Regions from separate parts of the Homo sapiens genome. Here region 1 is linked to region 2. A link is a loop called in an ENCODE intact Hi-C map of the cell type or tissue named here. Cell type or tissue: endothelial cell of umbilical vein. All regions are shown on one strand. Links, peaks and the distances in the headings refer to the core of each region. The heading gives the core; the rest is flanking DNA.

Region 1 (8,337 bases), core at 73-8,072, 1.3 Mb after region 2:
TTGTTGCCCGGACTGGAGTGCAATGGCTCGATCTCGGCTCACCGTAACCTCTGCCTCCTGGGTTCAAGCAATTCTCTTGCCTCAGCCTCCTGAGTAGCTGGGATTACAGGCATGCGCCACCATGCCCAGCTAATTTTGTATTTTTAGTAGAGACGGGGTTTCTCTGTTGGTCAGGCTGGTCTCGAACTCCCCACCTCCGGTGATTTGCCCACCTCGGCCTCCCAAAGTGCTGGGATTACAAGCATGAGCCACCGTGCCCAGCCTCCTTTAATTATTTTTTTAATGTTAATCCGGTTTTAAAATTTACCCTCAAACCTGACTTAAATCTCATCTTGCCTGGCACAGTGGCTCATACCTGTAATCCCAACATTTTGAGAGGCCCAGGTGGGAGGACTGCTGGAGCTCAGGAGTTCGAGACCAGCCTGGGCAACATGGCTGCCTTCTCTACAAAAAAGACAAAAATTAGATGTGTTGGCACATGCCTGTAGTCCCAGCTACTTGGGAGGCTGAGGTGGGAGGATCGACTGAGCTCAAGAAGTTGAGGCTGTACTGAGCTGTGATTGTGCCACTGCACTCCAGCCTGGGGATCAGAGAGGGGCCCTGTCTCGAAATGAATAATTAAGTCACTCTCTTCTACTTCTGAGTCAACTTGAGTTGCTTGGAGTAGGAAGATACTTTCTCCCCTCTTACTTCAAAGCCTAGCTCCTCTAGTGTGTTGGGGAAAGGATGCAGGACAGGGAAAAATACAAGTATCCCTCTACTTAACCAGTCACCGTTAGAGGCCTGTGGCTGTCGCTGTGAGCTGATTCTCCAGCTAACACCTACTGGCCATTGATGGGCCTTTTTAAAAGTGGGCATCCAAATGCTGGTTTTCCCAAGAGCGCATAGGTGGGTCCTTCTTTCCTCCAAGTCCATTCTGCCTTGGAAAACTCCAGACAGAATTCTTCTATACCACTCTAATTCCCGCTCACCACAGTACTCCCCACAACCTTCTTGATTCATCAATTCCTGCTTCCATGTACTTGACCCATGGAGATGCATATCCTTGCTGTGTCGAATGGTAGAAAGCAGATAGTCAACAATCCTCTCCAGCCCATCTGCACATTCCCGACCCCCTCTCTCTCTGGTAGAACAACTCAGCTGGTTAAGCAGATGACGGACTACAAATAAAATGCCAGTCTTCCCTTCCTGCAGACACCCCACTCTCTTATGAATTATTCTCCTGGAGAATCCTTTGGAACTTTCCCGTCACTTGGTTTTGGAATGGGGTGAGGAAGCACTGGGTTCCCCTCGAGGATGTTTCAGGACTCCTTGGCTCTCTTCCTTCCCTTTTTCCAATCCTGTGCTTATTTGGACTGGAGGAGCCGTGTTGAGGAGGGGAATACTGACTATGGTAGGATCCTTTCTGCTCTGGATTACTGGGGTAAGGGCATCACCTGGCTTCCCTTTAGAATGTGGCATATTTAATCTCTACTCTTTATATCTCTAGGCCTGAGTGCCAAAATTCGAGCTATAGGGAAAAGGTTAGAATTTTAAATAGATAAAAGCCAAGCCAGTCTGTTTGAAATGAGGATATTGTGGATGGTAGAGGAGGAAGGGTGGATGTTCCATGAAGCCTGGGGTTCACCCTCCCTTAGTATATGAAGATCAAAGAAAAAATATAAGAGGACGTATGAGGGCCATGAGACCCTAGGAACAAAAGCAAAACAAAGAGGGATGGGAGAGTGAAGAATATAATACATTAATAAGTGATTTGTCCAAAAGTAGGCACACAACCCCAAAGCAGCCGTTTCATTGCTTGGTAAGTAATTGATGAAATAACTGCCATGCAGAGCTGTCTTTTTTTTTTTTAAGATGTAGTCTTGCTCTGTCACCCAGGCTGGAGTGCAGTGGTTACCGTCTCGACTCACTGCAACTTCACCTCCCGGGTTCAAGCGATTCTCCTACCTCAGCCTCCAGAGTAGCTGGGATTACAAGTGCATGCCACCATGCCCAGCAAATTTTTTTTTTTTTTTTTTGAGACGAAGTCTCACTCTGTTGCCAGGCTAGAGTGCAGTGGCACCATCTTGGCTCACTGCAACCTCCGTCTCCCGGGTTCAAGTGATTCTTCTGCCTCAGTCTCCCGAGTAGCTGGGACTACAGGCTTGTGCCAGCACGTCCAGCTAATTTTTGTATTTTTAGTAGAGATGGGGTTTCACCATGTTGGCCAGGATGGTCTCGATCTCTTGATCTCGTGATATGCCCACCTTGACCTCCCAAAGTGCTGAGATTATAGGCATGAGCCACAGTGCCCGGCCAATTTTTTTTTTTTTTTTTGAGACGGAGTCTTGCTCTGTCGCCCAGCCTGGAGTGCAGTGGCGCGATCTCAGCTCACTGCAAGCTCTGCCTCCTGGGTTCACCACCATTGTCCTGCCTCAGCCTCCTGAGTAGCTGGGACTAAAGGCGGCCGCCACCACGCCCGGCTAATTTTTTTGTATTTTTAGTAGAGACGGGGTTTCACCGTGTTAGCCAGGATGGTGTCAATCTCCTTACCTCGTGATCCACCCGCCTCGGCCTCCCAACAATTTTTGTATTTTTAATAGAGACGGGGTTTCACCATGTTGACCAGGCTGATCTTGAACTCCTGACCTCAAGTGATCCGCCCACCAAGGCCTCCCAAAGTGCTGGGATTACAGGCCTGAGCCACCGTGCCCGGCCCAGAGCTGTCTTAAAAGGGAATATGAAGGACAAAATATGGAGAACAGAAGCAAGATTTGGTATTGGGAGAAAATCAACACACACAGGAATACTAAGAGAATACCTGAGCAATATTAATTATCTGCATAATCTTAATGCTAAATTGGTAACCACTTAATCTCTCCAGAGCTGCCGTGGATCTTGAACACTATTTCTCCCAGAACTACCATGACATTTTCAGTTCCCTTGTAGTCTTGTGTTTCTTTGTAATAAAGCCCCGTGTCTCTTTGTAATAAAGCCCCATGATTTCAGGTTACTTGAGTGATTCTGTTCCTTGCATCACAGAGCCTAGCAAAAAAAAAAGTAAGGCTAGTAATGCAGAAATGGGAATCAGCCTGATGAGTTCTAATGGAAGAAGAAAAAGACCGAAGAGAGTTGATCTCTGTTCTGATGTTTATTTCGGAAGTACTAAAATCCCCATACTTTGTCACCATGTCAGTGTCAAGGCTGTTTCTGTAATTGTTCGCTTTTCTATTCATATATGTTATCAGACACTTGGGATAGAAAAATCATCTCAGTATGATTTGCAGATGTATCTGCTTACATATTAAAATAATCTATTCACCTTCTCCGGGGGTTAAAATGATTGTTTCAAAGTTTGGTTTACTTTTTAACCTGTGTTCATTTAGACATATCACTAGTTTTTCTCTCCTCAAACCACTTTACGCCTAACCAGCTCCAGGGTACGGAAACTGTCAAAAGCCTATGTCTATAAGACTAAGATCCAGCACTTTCCACTTCTAGTAACTACTCAAGGAAAACTCTCATGTATTTGAAAAGACATGTATAAAATACATTGTTATAACAATAGGAACTGGAAATCTTAATCAGTGTTCCCTTAATTTACTTGACATTCTTTGGGAGATATCAGAATTACAAAGTAGTATTCACCTTCATCTTTTGCCCCTTATTTTTTCTTTCCTCCAGCTTTTGGATTCATTGGGTGCTCATCCAAAAAATTAAAACTGTTAGTAAATCCCTCAATGTACTTAGTACCACCTCTTTCAAAGACAGGCTTTTGGACCTACCTCGGCCTAGAGAAGGAACAAAGTGCAGTGTATTTTGAGACTACAGACAGCCCCACAACTTCCCAGGAACTTCAGATAAATTATTCAAAGTCTGAGGGGGATTGGCAAACAGGAGAGATAAAAGGTCCACATAGAAAGTGTGGGAATGGGAAGAGAGAAAGCAGGGGCAGAGACTGAAGGTCAGGGGTTCCAGAAGAGACTATTTTCACAGGCTTTAGGTGTTGATCTGAGGAAGTTAGGGCAGGGGCCGGTAGGAAAGAAAGTAACAATTAACCACATATACAACGGGAGCTAACTGATCATTCAACAGGCTCCTTCTGCTTAGCTCTTATAAAAGCAGTTACATGCATCACATGTATTAGCCAACCATCGCCCTACACTGCTGGGCATTCACTGCCTGGAGAGAGCCTACCTACTAAGGATAATAGTGTTTTCACTTGCCTTTCAACTGCATGTTATGTCAGGAAATAGCACATTCATTATGTGTTTAAAAACTAATCCAAAGAATTATGTATTTGGAAAAATATCTAAAGAAGTAAGTGGGCTAAGTAAATGATATTTCATTTGTTTCTTAATGTCCTGCCCTTTAAAAAAAACACTCAAATGGAATACCCTTAGAATGTCTTACGTATGATGCAAAGCAGCTGTGTATATTGGTCCACAAATGACTTAGAACTTTGTCCTTCAACAAAAAATCTGCAGGGTAAAGGAAGGCCCTACAAGAAACTTCCTGCCATGACTTGACTTAGGCCTGGCTTGTTTGGCGGTACCCCATAAACCAACTGCCCTGAATTGAAACTGTCAAAAGAAAATAAAATGGGCTAAATTTATTATCACCTGTATCCACAAACATACACACATAGAGGTCCATTGTTAACTAAGGCCCAAACCAAAATGCAGCAGCCTAGTCAGACATCCCCCTGGGAAATACCGTTTAGTGATGTGAGAGTTTTTTTTTTTCTTCTTTTTAACATAGAGAAGGAAAACAACACATGCAGGAAACCATAAAACCCTTCAAGTTAACTGTAGCCAACGGTCAATCTCATTAGGATATAATGGGTAGACGATAGCCCTCTCTATAAAGGCTGAGTGTGCTCTGAATAATTTCCAATTTTCTCACTTGCTGGAAGCTCTGCCTTTTAAACAACAAAGCAGAAGTTCCAGGCACTATATTTATATTATTTCTGTTCTCTGCCTTGGATACTTCTACCAAAAATCAGTCCCTGGGTTCATCTTTTAGCACACATTTGTTTAACTGGAATACACACACACACACACACACACACACACACATTAACTTGGCTAATTACTTAAACTTACACTTTTTTTTTTTTTTTTGAGATGGATTTTCACTCTTGTTGCCCAGGCTGGAGTGCAATAGCACAGTCTTGGCTCACTGCAACTTCTGTCTCCCAGGTTCAAGCGATTCTCCTGCCTTAGCCTCCTGGGTAGCTGGGATTAAAGGCATGTGCCACTACACTCAGCTAATTTTTTTGTATTTTTAATGGAGACGGGATTTCACCATGTTGGTCAGGCTGGTCTCAAACTCCTGACCTCAGGTGATCCCCCTGCCTCGCCTCCCTAGGGGCTGGGATTACAGGCACCAGCGACGGGCGCCCGGCCCAAACTTAAACTTTTAACAAGGATGGTGGAAGGGCATCCTTGAGAAAATGGATAGGAGTCAGAGGGCTGAGGGAAGTGCAGGGACTGCCAATTTTTGCCAAGGGACCAAGCCTTGGGTAGAAATGGAGAAGACATCTATTTAGAGAAATAAGTTCTAGGCTGATTCTAGGGCTCAGGAGATAGAGTTCCAATACCCTTTCTGGCACTTCTGATCTTGTGACCTCAGATCAGCCATTGGGCCATTCTCAACTCAATTTCTCCATGTTAAAACAATGAGGGCGTCATAATCCCTCGCCTGCATACTTATTGTGAGAATATGCTAAAATACAGTGAGGGTACTGATTTCCAAACTTCAGTGAGCACTGGAAATCTATGGGGGGCTCATTAAGGCCCCATCCCCACAGTCTGACGGTGGCTGGCGATCTGTATAATCGCTACCCTTAACAAGAATCTCCAGGTAATTCTGATGCTGGGGATTCGTGTAGCAGACTGAGAAACATTGATTCAGGAGATTTATTTTTAGAAATTTTTTTTTCCAGATTTGTAATTTAATGGCTGTGCAGGTCCCAGTCCCTCATTTCTGCCGCTCACGGGCCCACTGCTCTGGGATTAGGGTTTTCTGTTCAAAGGCATGGATACGCAGGAGCGCTTCTGCTAGGCACGCGTTCACCAGGCGGTGTCTCTGAAGCAGCGGCTTCCCCTCGAACTTGGCCGACACCGCCAGAAGCTACAGGCGCAATGGTTGAGGGTCGTGTTGTCCTCCACCGCCACATGCTCCGCCGCCAGGTCCCGCTGCAGCTTCTCCCTGAGGTATTCGGCCCTGAGTTCCATGGTGGTAGTCCAGCTGGGGCGACAGCCCAGTGGGGACAGAACCCCAGCTCGGACCCCGGCCACGCTGCTTTGCTCCCCATTTTTAGAATTTAAAGCATCTTCTGTGTTGCTGGCACTGTGTTAGGCTTTACACACATTAGCTTTTTAGAACCACCCATGAGGTCAGGTTCTAGCATTCACCGAGCCCATGGGGTAGGCCAGGCATTACGACATGTCACACACGTGCCGCTGCACTCTATTCCCAACACAGCTGTCTACATTAGATAGCTCTCTTTCTATATGACGATTTAAAACACGGAAACTTAAAAAGGCTGAGAAATCTGTCCAAGGTCCTCCAGCTTGTTGGTCTCAGAGGCAGCATTCTAATCCAGGTTTTCATGCAATCCGGCGCTGGCGCTTACCACAAGCAGCATAAAATGCAAATGCCTGTTGGAAGCTCTTAGGAACCCATGGAAACCATGTAAAGTCAAGAAATAAGAATTTAGCATTTATTATGTGAAAAGAAGCAGGGAAAGCAAACTGGGGAATGCAAGAAGTATTCAATGCCTAGTTTCTGTCCTTCAAGAATTCCAGTCTATCAGGAAAGAGCAGTTTGGTTATACTGCAATTTGGAAGAACTGGAAAGTTGGGCTTAAAACCCTTTTGTGCAGGGCCTTGAAGAGCAGCATGTGAATTCTGCACTTTATCCTGGGCACAGGGGAATGGTGGTAGACACTTGGCAGAGCCTGAAACACCATGCGGATGTCTGGAGATGCTTTCTTCCCACCCCTCCACTTTAGCTTTCAAATGATAGTGAAAATTGAGAAATGCGTATGGAGATATCATTTTTCAGGAAGAATCAGAGGGGTAGGAGTAAACCCTAGTGAATATGGGTTAGAGAGGTATTTTGTAGGCCTTAATAGGAGGGGTGCCAGGAGGAGGCACAAAACAAAAACCACCAGAAAGAGAAATAAAGCATACCAACCTTACACTCTGAGAAATCCAAATGGGTAGATGGGTTTGTATTTTTTTGTTTGTTTTTGAGACAGAATCTCACTCTGTCACCCAGGCTAGAGTGCACTGATGCGATTTTGGCTCACTGCAACCTCAGCCTCCCGGCTTCAAGAGATTCTCCTACCTAAGCCTCCCGAGTAGCTGGGATTACAGGCGTGCACCACTACGCTCAACTAATTTTTGTAGTTTTAGTAGAGAGGAGGTTTCGCTATATTGGCCAGGCTGGTTTCAAACTCCTGACCTCAAGTGATCCGCCCGCCTTGGCCTCCCAAAGTGCTGGGATTACAGGCGTGAGCCACCGCGCCCGGCCAGATGGGTTTGTATTCTTAAAAAAAAAAAATTTTTTTTTAAACATTTCTCTCTTTTCAAATACTTCCTTGGGATCCCTGAATTTGTTTTAAATTCATGATTAAGCATTCTGACCCATAGTATTCCCCAGACCATGTCTTCTAATTTGTGTGTACCCTACAAACACAGGAAACCCTTGGTAAATGTTGATGTCCATTTAACCCTTTGCTTTCTTGCTTTCCTCAGAATCCCTTAGCTCCCCTAGTACCCTCAAAAGCAGGGTAAACACAAACCCTAAAAGCCTTCCCAGGAGCTGGGCCCACCCTCTCAGCTTACATGCTTTTTATTTTTTTTCTTGGCACTTAAAGGAATTCAACTAGGAATTGACAAAACTTGCTTAAGCAAGTATCACTGATTCACATTTGTGATGGAACACAGGGCCAGAAGCAATTGCTGGATATTCTTAAAAGAAAATCTGAAACTTACTCTTTTCTATTGATCCAAATTATCTGTAAGAAAAAAATCACACTAAACTGTTTGGTTTCGCAGGTTTAGGATGCCTTGTACCACCTAACAAGTAAGTATCCCTTACGAATGAAAACAGACTCAGAGAAAAAGACATTGTACAAAAATGCTTCTTACTTTACCACCTGACAGGAAGGACACACACATTTCAGCTTTTATTTTTAAACCAATGTTATCAAAATTCTTAAAGGAAATATTTAAAACATCTGCTTTTACATAGAGAGTCAAGGGAAAAGAAACAGTTCTAACAGGAGAACCCTCCGAAATAAAAATATGCTTTAAAAGAGATGCATCATTTAAAAAAGGCATCATT
Region 2 (8,337 bases), core at 191-8,190:
GTAGGGGAATCCTTCCTTGCCTCTTCTAGTTCCTGTGGTTCGTCTGGGGCCTTTGGCATTATTTGGTTTGCAGACACGTAATCCCAATCTTTGTCTTCATATCACGTGAAAGTTTCTCTGTGTGTCTTCAAAAGGTTTTCCCTCTGCATGTCTGTGTCCAAATTTCCCCTTTGTATAAGGGGAATATAATCCAGTCATATTGGATTAGAGTCCCCTGCTTAATGACCACATCTTAACTCATTTATTTATTTGTTTGTTTGTTTATTTTTTGAGATGGAGTCTCACTCTGTTGCTCAGGCTGGAGTACAGTGGCTCGATCTCTACTCACTGCAAGCTCCGCCTCTTGGGTTCGTGCCATTCTCCTGCCTCAGCCTCCAGAGTAGCTGGGACTACAGGCACCCGCCACCATGCCTGGCTAATTTTTTGTATTTTTAGTAGAGACTGGGTTTCACTGTGTTAGCCAGGATGGTCTCGATCTCCTGACCTCGTGATCCGCCCGCCTCGGCCTCCCAAAGTGCTGGGATTACAGGCGTGAGCCACCGTGCCCGGCCAATCTTAACTCATTTAAATATGCAAAGACCCTATTTCCAAATAAGATCACATTTTGAGTCACAGGGGGTTAGGACTCAACATGCCTTTTGCGGGGCATGCAGTTCAGCCTGTAACCCTTGGTTTCATGGTAAAGGCAGGAGATACATAGATGAACTGGACATGGTACCTGCCACCAAAGTTCTCACAGTTGCATTTAGTCATGAATAAATGGACAATTGCAATATAGAGTGTCAATTACTTTGGCAAAGTGAAATTCTAAGGAGGCTGTAGAAGATTTGCCAAGAAAGCCAAGTTGAAGAACAGCTTAGATCAGTCATGAAAAATAAAGATGAATTTGTCAAGTTAAAAAGAACCTGTGAAGAATAAAAGTGAGAATTATACAACATAATACATCAGGAAACTTGCAAGAAGTTGAACATGGCTGGAGCTTAAGGAATGGACGTGGATATAGGGGGAAAGAACATGACAAGAAATAAAGCTGACTTGATGGGGGTCAAAACTGAAAAAGTCCTTGTGTGTCATCAATAGGTTTTTCAATTTGCTCCTAATGACAGTAGGGAATTGTTAATGAATGTTTAAGTTAGACACTGACCTATCAAGATTTGCATGGGGTTAGATACAACAGGTAATTAGGAGATGGAAAGAACAGGATATAATGACCAATAGATGAGATGGGGAGGAAAAATAAAACATCAGAAAAGATGATCATCAGTCTCCAGTTTGGATAACTGATTAGAAGACTAGGTCGTTCCTCAATATGCCAGACTTAGTCAAAAGTTCCATTTAGGGTAGAAAAGATAATGAACTCAGTTCAAAACATTTTGAAGAATCCAAGATGCCTCAGAAATCAGCAGGTTGTTTTGGGGAAAGAAGCAGTTGGATCTGCAAATCTGGAATGTGGCTCAGAACTAGATATGGAAATCATTCACATGTCAGAGTGGGGAGGCCAGTTGTGGTGGCTCATGCCTGTAATCCTAGCACTTTGGGAGGCTGAGGCAGGAGGATTCTTAAGCCCAGGAGTTTGAGACCAGCCCTGGCATTATGGCAAAACCTCGTCTCCACAAAAAATACAAAAATTAGTTGAGTGTGCTGGTACACAACTGTGGTCCCAGCTACTTGGGAGGCTGAGGTGGGAGGATCGTTTGAGCCTGGGAGGCCGAGGTTGCAGTGAGCCAAGATCACACCACAGAACTCCAGCCTGGATAACAAAGCAATACCCTGTCCAAAAAAAAAAAAAAAAAAAGAATTGGGAGGGGAGATTCCCTGAGAAGAGAAGAAAAAAGAAGACATTAAAGAGACCTTAAGCCCAGACCCTAAAACCAACAAACTCTCAATGTAATAAAAATTGATTCCTAATACTTACAAAATTATGACACACACAGATAATGAACATTAGTTTGCATGACACGTGAGACCAGAGTCAACTCTCTGAGGACTCCTGCTGCCCTCCACCCATAGTCAATTCTGTAGCAACACAGTCTCCACCACAACTATGATCCATTTGTACCACACCACAGTGCCTGGGATGCCTGTTATAAAGTTCTCAATTAGATAAAATTAAACAATAATGAGGTGGTCAGGGACAGAACAGAAAATTCAGGAAAAAGTGATAAACTAGAAGACAGTGAAGAGATTCAAACATATAGAAAGAACTTATACTGTTAACATTTCAGAAAGATCAAAGTATTACCTTAAAAGCATTCATTGTACTAAGCAGCTAGGATCTTTGAGGATCTTGACAAGATCAGGCTCTGTAGGATAATGGATACTGAAACCACCTTGCATTTGATGAGAAATGGAATGAGAATTAAAGACTTGGAAGCCTCAAGTTCTGACTACTCTTTCTAGGAACTTTGTTATTCAAGGAAGGAGGGAAATGTATAATCATTGAAAGGAAAAATCATGGCAAAATTGTAAGAGGTTTCAAGTATATTTATATGCTGAAGGAAACAAGCCAGATGAGAGAGCAAAGGAGAGAATTATTGTTTTAGGTAAAAGAGCAGATAACTGGTGAGCCTCAGTGGAAGACGTTGATGGCATCAGGGTTCAAGTGTAGCTATTAGCCTTGCAGGGAGGAGGAACTCATCCTAAGATGTAAGGACAAGAGAAACAGGTGCAAAATGATGCAGATATATTAATTTGGAAGAATGATTGGGAAGCATGCTATTCTCAGTGAAATAAGAGACTAGAATTTTTGTTAAGATTAATTTTAACAAAATCCTAGCCCTACGGGACTCCAAGAGAGTGATGACTATTTGAAAAAATGTTATGGAAAACAGCAGCAAGAACCAAAGATGTGGTATGAGTGGAGAAGTGTGTGAGGGGTGGTATCAATACAGATGGAAGATAAAAGCCACAAAACAGGAGTCAAGTCTTCAGTGAATGTGGAAGAGAGACCTGGGAGTCAGCAGTTGACAAAGACTAAGGGTAGAGGAGCTAACATCAGTGGAAGATGCTGCTTATCCTCCACTGAGATTGTGTCGACATTTGGTCTAGAAGATACTGGAGCTTCAAGTCCACTGACTTTGGTTATCGATACTGTATGCTGTGGTTCTTGAGGAAAACAGTCACCATATAAAAAGCCTGCTGGGTGAAAAGTGTGTGTAGGGAGTGAGGATGGAATTAGTGTCTTCCTGGGAATCACCTGCCCTGGTATCCTCTGTGAACTTACCCTCTGAAAAAGAGGCAGGTAAGTCAGGTAATGGCTGCATCAGCCAATTGTCTAGCTTAAACATTGCCAGGACTGCTCAAAAGACTTAATGCTCTAACATCAGCAAAGGACCCTTGGATAACATGAGGACTTAGCCAGCAAAGACTCAGGGGACCAGTGCTCTCTGTTCCTCAAGGCACAGCAAATCTTGTGTTAAAAAAAAAAATCTCAAAGTAGAAATCCATTTGCTGTTGCATAGACTTGCTTCCCATAGTAAAGCTAGTAACTCCTGGTGAAAACATCTTAGGAAGATCTGTTGGGTACAGTATTGATATTAGATAGCTCCCCCAAGAACCCAGCTCTAAAAGGTCTACCAGAGGTGGTGCTGAGATCTTCATACTCAGAACCATGATAAACTGTGGTCTGAGTATCATTGGTGTCTGTCTCACCTGGGAGCTTATTGAAATGTAGAATCTCAGACTTCACCCCAAACTTAATGCATCAGAATCTGCTTTCTAACAAGATCCCCTGGTGATTCCTGAGTGCATTAGAGTTTGAGGAGTTCTGTTCTGAAAGCCACAATTGCTAGGAGCTTCACTTTTTGTTTGTTTGTTTGTTTGTTTGAATAATACACATTAGGTACTCAGCTGCCTTTGACAGCAACAGGCTTCTGAGAGCCAATGGGAACAAGCTGCCCTATGGGCATAGTTGCCCAGCTGGGACCCTCTGTCCAGTTGTGTGAGAGGTTTTGCCATTTTTATGAGTAGTAGAGGGAGGCAATGGAATGAAGAAAGAGATGGTAGAGCACAGAGGTGTGTCTAGTGTGTGTGTCTCCGTGGTGTGTGTGGTGTGTGTGTGTGGTTTGTGTGTGTGGGGTGTGTGTGTGTGTGTGATGTGTGGGTGTGGGTAGTGTGTGTGGAGTATTTGTGTGTGGTATGTATGTGTGGGGTGTGTGTGTGTGTGTGTGTGTTGTTTTCCCGCCTCTTCCCCAGAATTCCTGCAGCAGTGGAGATTATCATGACCTCTGGAGGGAGCTCTAGAATGAATTTTCTTTGGAATTTGAACTGCTTTTCAAATTCCTGGTGAAGGGTGTGACCTCAGTAAGACTCTTGGTGTGTATCAAGTACAGCACGGTGGTAGAGTGGTAGGGTCTGTTTCCACAGAGTTTCTTCTGTGTAGATTGGGCCCTTTCTTTTCAATTTTTGCCTCAGGGCATCTACTTCCATAGACTCACTGAGTGTTAGAAAAAAGGATTTCATGAATGATCTTCAACAATCTTTTCAGTTAATTCACAGACTGGAAATAAAGAAACTGTAGTTTCATAAAGTTTCACTTTATTCAAATGTAGTTTCTTTATTGAAAGTACTTGAGTAAGTCTTATCCTGGCAAAGTCTTGACACCAGAATTAGCTGAGGTTGGTTCCAGAAAAGGGATCCTCTAAAGTTCTTGGCATCAAAAAATAGAATCTCCATCAAATAAATAAATAGAATCTCCTTCATATCCTGATATTTTGACTGCCTCATTCATAAAAGGGAGAAACAGTTAATGACTTTTTGTGAAATTTCAGGTTGGACCTCATGTCAAAATAATCCTTATTCAGAAAGTGTGGGATCCAACAGAAACTTCAACGAATGTGAAAAAGAAAGTTAGCATGTGCCTTCTTCTCCCATTTATATTAAAGCAGGTGGAATGCAAAACTGTTAGCAATAAAACTCTACTCTGGCTCTTCTCTATAAATGTGGACGCTGTGCTCACTCCCAGCAGAGTTGAAGTTCAAATAAAGGCAAATAAAAGTGTGCTTTTTTCTGCTAACTAAACCCCCCTGCCACCCACCTCACTGTCGTGCTATGTTGGAGAGTAGGACGAGAAAGATAAAGCTTACGCCTCAGTCTCTTGGTTTACTTTACTCCAAGGAGAGCTTTGAGCAAGAGAAACTAAGTCTGAGTACAGACCATCGTGCCATGCTGCTAGAACATCTTATAAAATAAGACCTATATTCAAAGGTCCTAATGATTCACTTGAATCATGTCTTGAATGTCTTTTTTCCTCAAATTAAAATTGAGCCCTTTGCTTTAGTTTTCTTCTTAAGGTCATCTGTGTATCTATGTGTGTGCGTCTGTATGTTTTAATGATTTGTTTGGTTTGAGCCCCAAATGATGAGAAACCCTCTGAACTGTTATGTCGATTCTCTTAGTGAAAATAAATGTCGGTCAGATTCAACCAACCACTCTTGTAGAATACCTGTGATATGCCAGACACACTTTACATGAACCCCACCACATATATGGGATGTTCTATTGTTACCTATTAAACAATTTTCCCATAGATAGCTTATAAACTAAAGAACTGGGAATTCAGGGCCTTTTTCACTACATCAAACCTGACAAGGCAAAGATTTCCATTCCTTAAAGTCTTTTCAGGTCATTTGTGTATTTTCAGCATTAAAATGTAAGTTAAACCCATTTTAAAGAATCCTAATTTTTTAGACCTATAGTGAAATACGACAAATTCAAAAAATTTTTGGGAAATAGACACACGTGCATGCACGTATACACACCCTGCTGTGAGCTCGTGTGGCTGCGGGTGGTTAGTCAAAGAGGAGCATTGTAAAAAGTATGTGAATTGTTTTTAAGAGTGATCACCACTTTGCAACAGGAAGCGTTTTACTTGCTCTTGTGCTCTTTTTCTTTCTCTTAAACAAAAGGGAGATTGTTTATAACCACTCAGATATATTTTGTAACACATCATTAAAATGATCCAACCCAGGCAGCTCACAAGAGCCCATTTTTTAGGTAATGATGAACTTGCAATACACAGAAGCCAGACAGGTTATTCTGCTGATTCAGTCAATTTTGTGGGCCTGGTATGCACATAGTTTTCTCCTAAGACAAAATCAATAATTTTTAAAGCACCAAAATTATAAAGAAAAATATCCTGAGACTCCAAGTTAAAGGGCATATCTCAATATGGATTTCTCTCTGCATCAGATAATCTAAAATGATAGTGGAAACAAACTAAATGGCAGTGATCATTTTAAAGTGCATTGTATATCTAGTTTAATTTTTCTAACATGGCACTATCTTTAAGATTATAGATTATACTTTAAAAAATGATTTCAGGGGAAGAAACGTGGCTATTCAAAGCATCATATCTTAAGTTCACTCTAAATGTGACTATTGCATATAATAATAAAGACTGCACCTAGACATTTAGCTTTGAGACTTCAACTCAACACTTCCTGTCTCTGGTGTTTAGAATAAATTGCAAATGTGCATTACCTTGTGTACATTCTTTTTTTCTCTTCCTGCCAACAGATGGATTCTCCCTTCTGTTCCTAGATACAAGAGATGTCATCAGCTGTTATGGGGAAAGACAGTTCCTAAATTCAGATCTTAAAGGAGAAAATCCTTTTACTTCACCTTTAGTAAGGATTTCATTTGTAAATGTTCCCGTCAATTGAAACATACTGAGGAAGACAATGACTGAACACTGCCGCAAAACAATGTGGCAGAAGGAAATTAGGCAGTGGCAGAGGCTGGAAATGCTGAGATTTGCCATCTATGTAGACACATATGTTTCGAGATCATAAATCTCTCTCTCAATTTCGTCACTGGATAAAGGTCACCCACTTTTACATATTCCACCCAGCCCTCTTTCCATTTAAAAGGATGGAGCTCAATCCCAAAATGAATGAAAATGTCTTGAAATATGACTAAACTAAATTTCACAAAAGAAAGTAAATGCAAAATCATAAAACCCACTAAGAAAGAGAGAGAGATCAGGCTGGGCGTGGTGGCTCACACCTGTAATCCTAGCACTTTGGGAGGCCGAGGCAGGCAGATCACAAGGTCAGGAGATTGAGACCATTCTGGCCAACATGGTGAAACCCTGTCTCTACTAAAAATACAAAAATTAGCCGGGCGTGGTGGCATGCACCTGTAGTCCCAGCTACTCGGGAGGCTGAGGCAGGAAAATGGCCTGAACCCAGGAGGCAGAGTTTGCAGTGAGCCGAGATCGCGCCACTGCACTCCAGCCTGGGCGACAGAGAGATACTCCCTCTCAAAAAAAAAAAAAAAGAAAGAAATTTTATAGAAGTGACTTTATTTTTAATGTACAGTTTTGCCTTTATTTCCTATATTGTTTACTTGGCATTTAACTTGTGCTGGCCAGTTGTGTCTTGTTCTACAAGTAAGAATTTGGACGATATAAGAAACTGAGAGTGCCAGAAGTTACCATGTGTTTCGGCAAGGAAAATTTTAAAGATATAAATAAATACCATTTCACCGAGTAAACTATAAGAACTTTGGGGACAAATACATGTCTATTATTTTGTTATAACTTTAGTTCCGGCTGGGCACGGTGGCTCACACCTGTAATCCCAGCACTTTGGGAGGCTGAGGCGGGTGGATCACCTGAAGGTCAGGAGTTCGAGACCAGCCTGGCCAACATGGTGAAACCCTGTCTCTACTTAAAATATAAAAAATTAGCCGGGTGTGGTGGTGGGTGCCTGTATTCCTGGCTACTTGGGAGGCTGAGGCAGGAGAATCTCTTGAACCTAGGCGGCGGAGGTTGCAGTAAGCCGAGATCAGGCCATCACACTCCAGCCCAGGGAACAAGAGTGAAACTTCATCTCAAAAAAAAACAAATAAATAATAAACCTTTAGTTCCAAGCACAATGACTTATAGAATACAAAAACTTAACTATTTAATTATGAGGAAATTGATAAGGAAGTATTTATATGTGTGGGTTCGGAGGACATTTCATTTGTAATGTATATTTATTATTATTCTCTCTAATAAGATTTTATCACCAGACAGGATTTTGGAAAATATCGTTCACTCAAACAACATGAATGAGGAAGGAATCCTGGCAGGTTTGAAATACTTGGATTCTGTAGATTTCTTTAAAAAAAAATAGCAAAAATATGTATGCCTATAATCACTTTAGAGTAAAATGTTTAAAAAAATGCACACAAGTAAGAGAATGGCCTTTATTTTTAAACATGTATTTTAGGTTTTAAGAATACATAAGCATATTCCATCTGTTGGGATGTATAGTTTGTTTGAGTTCTGCCATGGAGTTTGAAAATGGAGCAGTATTTTGCTCTCCTTTCTCCATTGGTTAATTTACTAGG

The links. Peaks named below come from ENCODE experiments on the same cell type or tissue, not always from the same donor. Only the 100,000 strongest peaks of a DNase experiment are listed, where the experiment ranks them.
Region 1: it touches region 2 in a loop (4-fold over the local background); 9 of 110 quality-filtered maps call a loop at or near these places.

What each region holds. Positions count from the first base shown.
Region 1 is chr6:21,600,009-21,608,345 of GRCh38, reverse strand. It overlaps the pseudogene BOLA2P3. Among named protein-coding and RNA genes, the nearest start is that of SOX4, 10 kb to the right of the region's middle. In endothelial cell of umbilical vein, for the core only: no CTCF peak of the experiment used is centred there; DNase peaks (open chromatin) are centred at 4,755 and 6,715.
Region 2 is chr6:22,902,210-22,910,546 of GRCh38, reverse strand. No RefSeq gene overlaps it. Among named protein-coding and RNA genes, the nearest start is that of LINC03005, 190 kb to the right of the region's middle. In endothelial cell of umbilical vein, for the core only: a CTCF peak has its summit at 4,229 (motif pointing right); DNase peaks (open chromatin) are centred at 4,266 and 5,856; H3K27ac peaks cover 198 bases.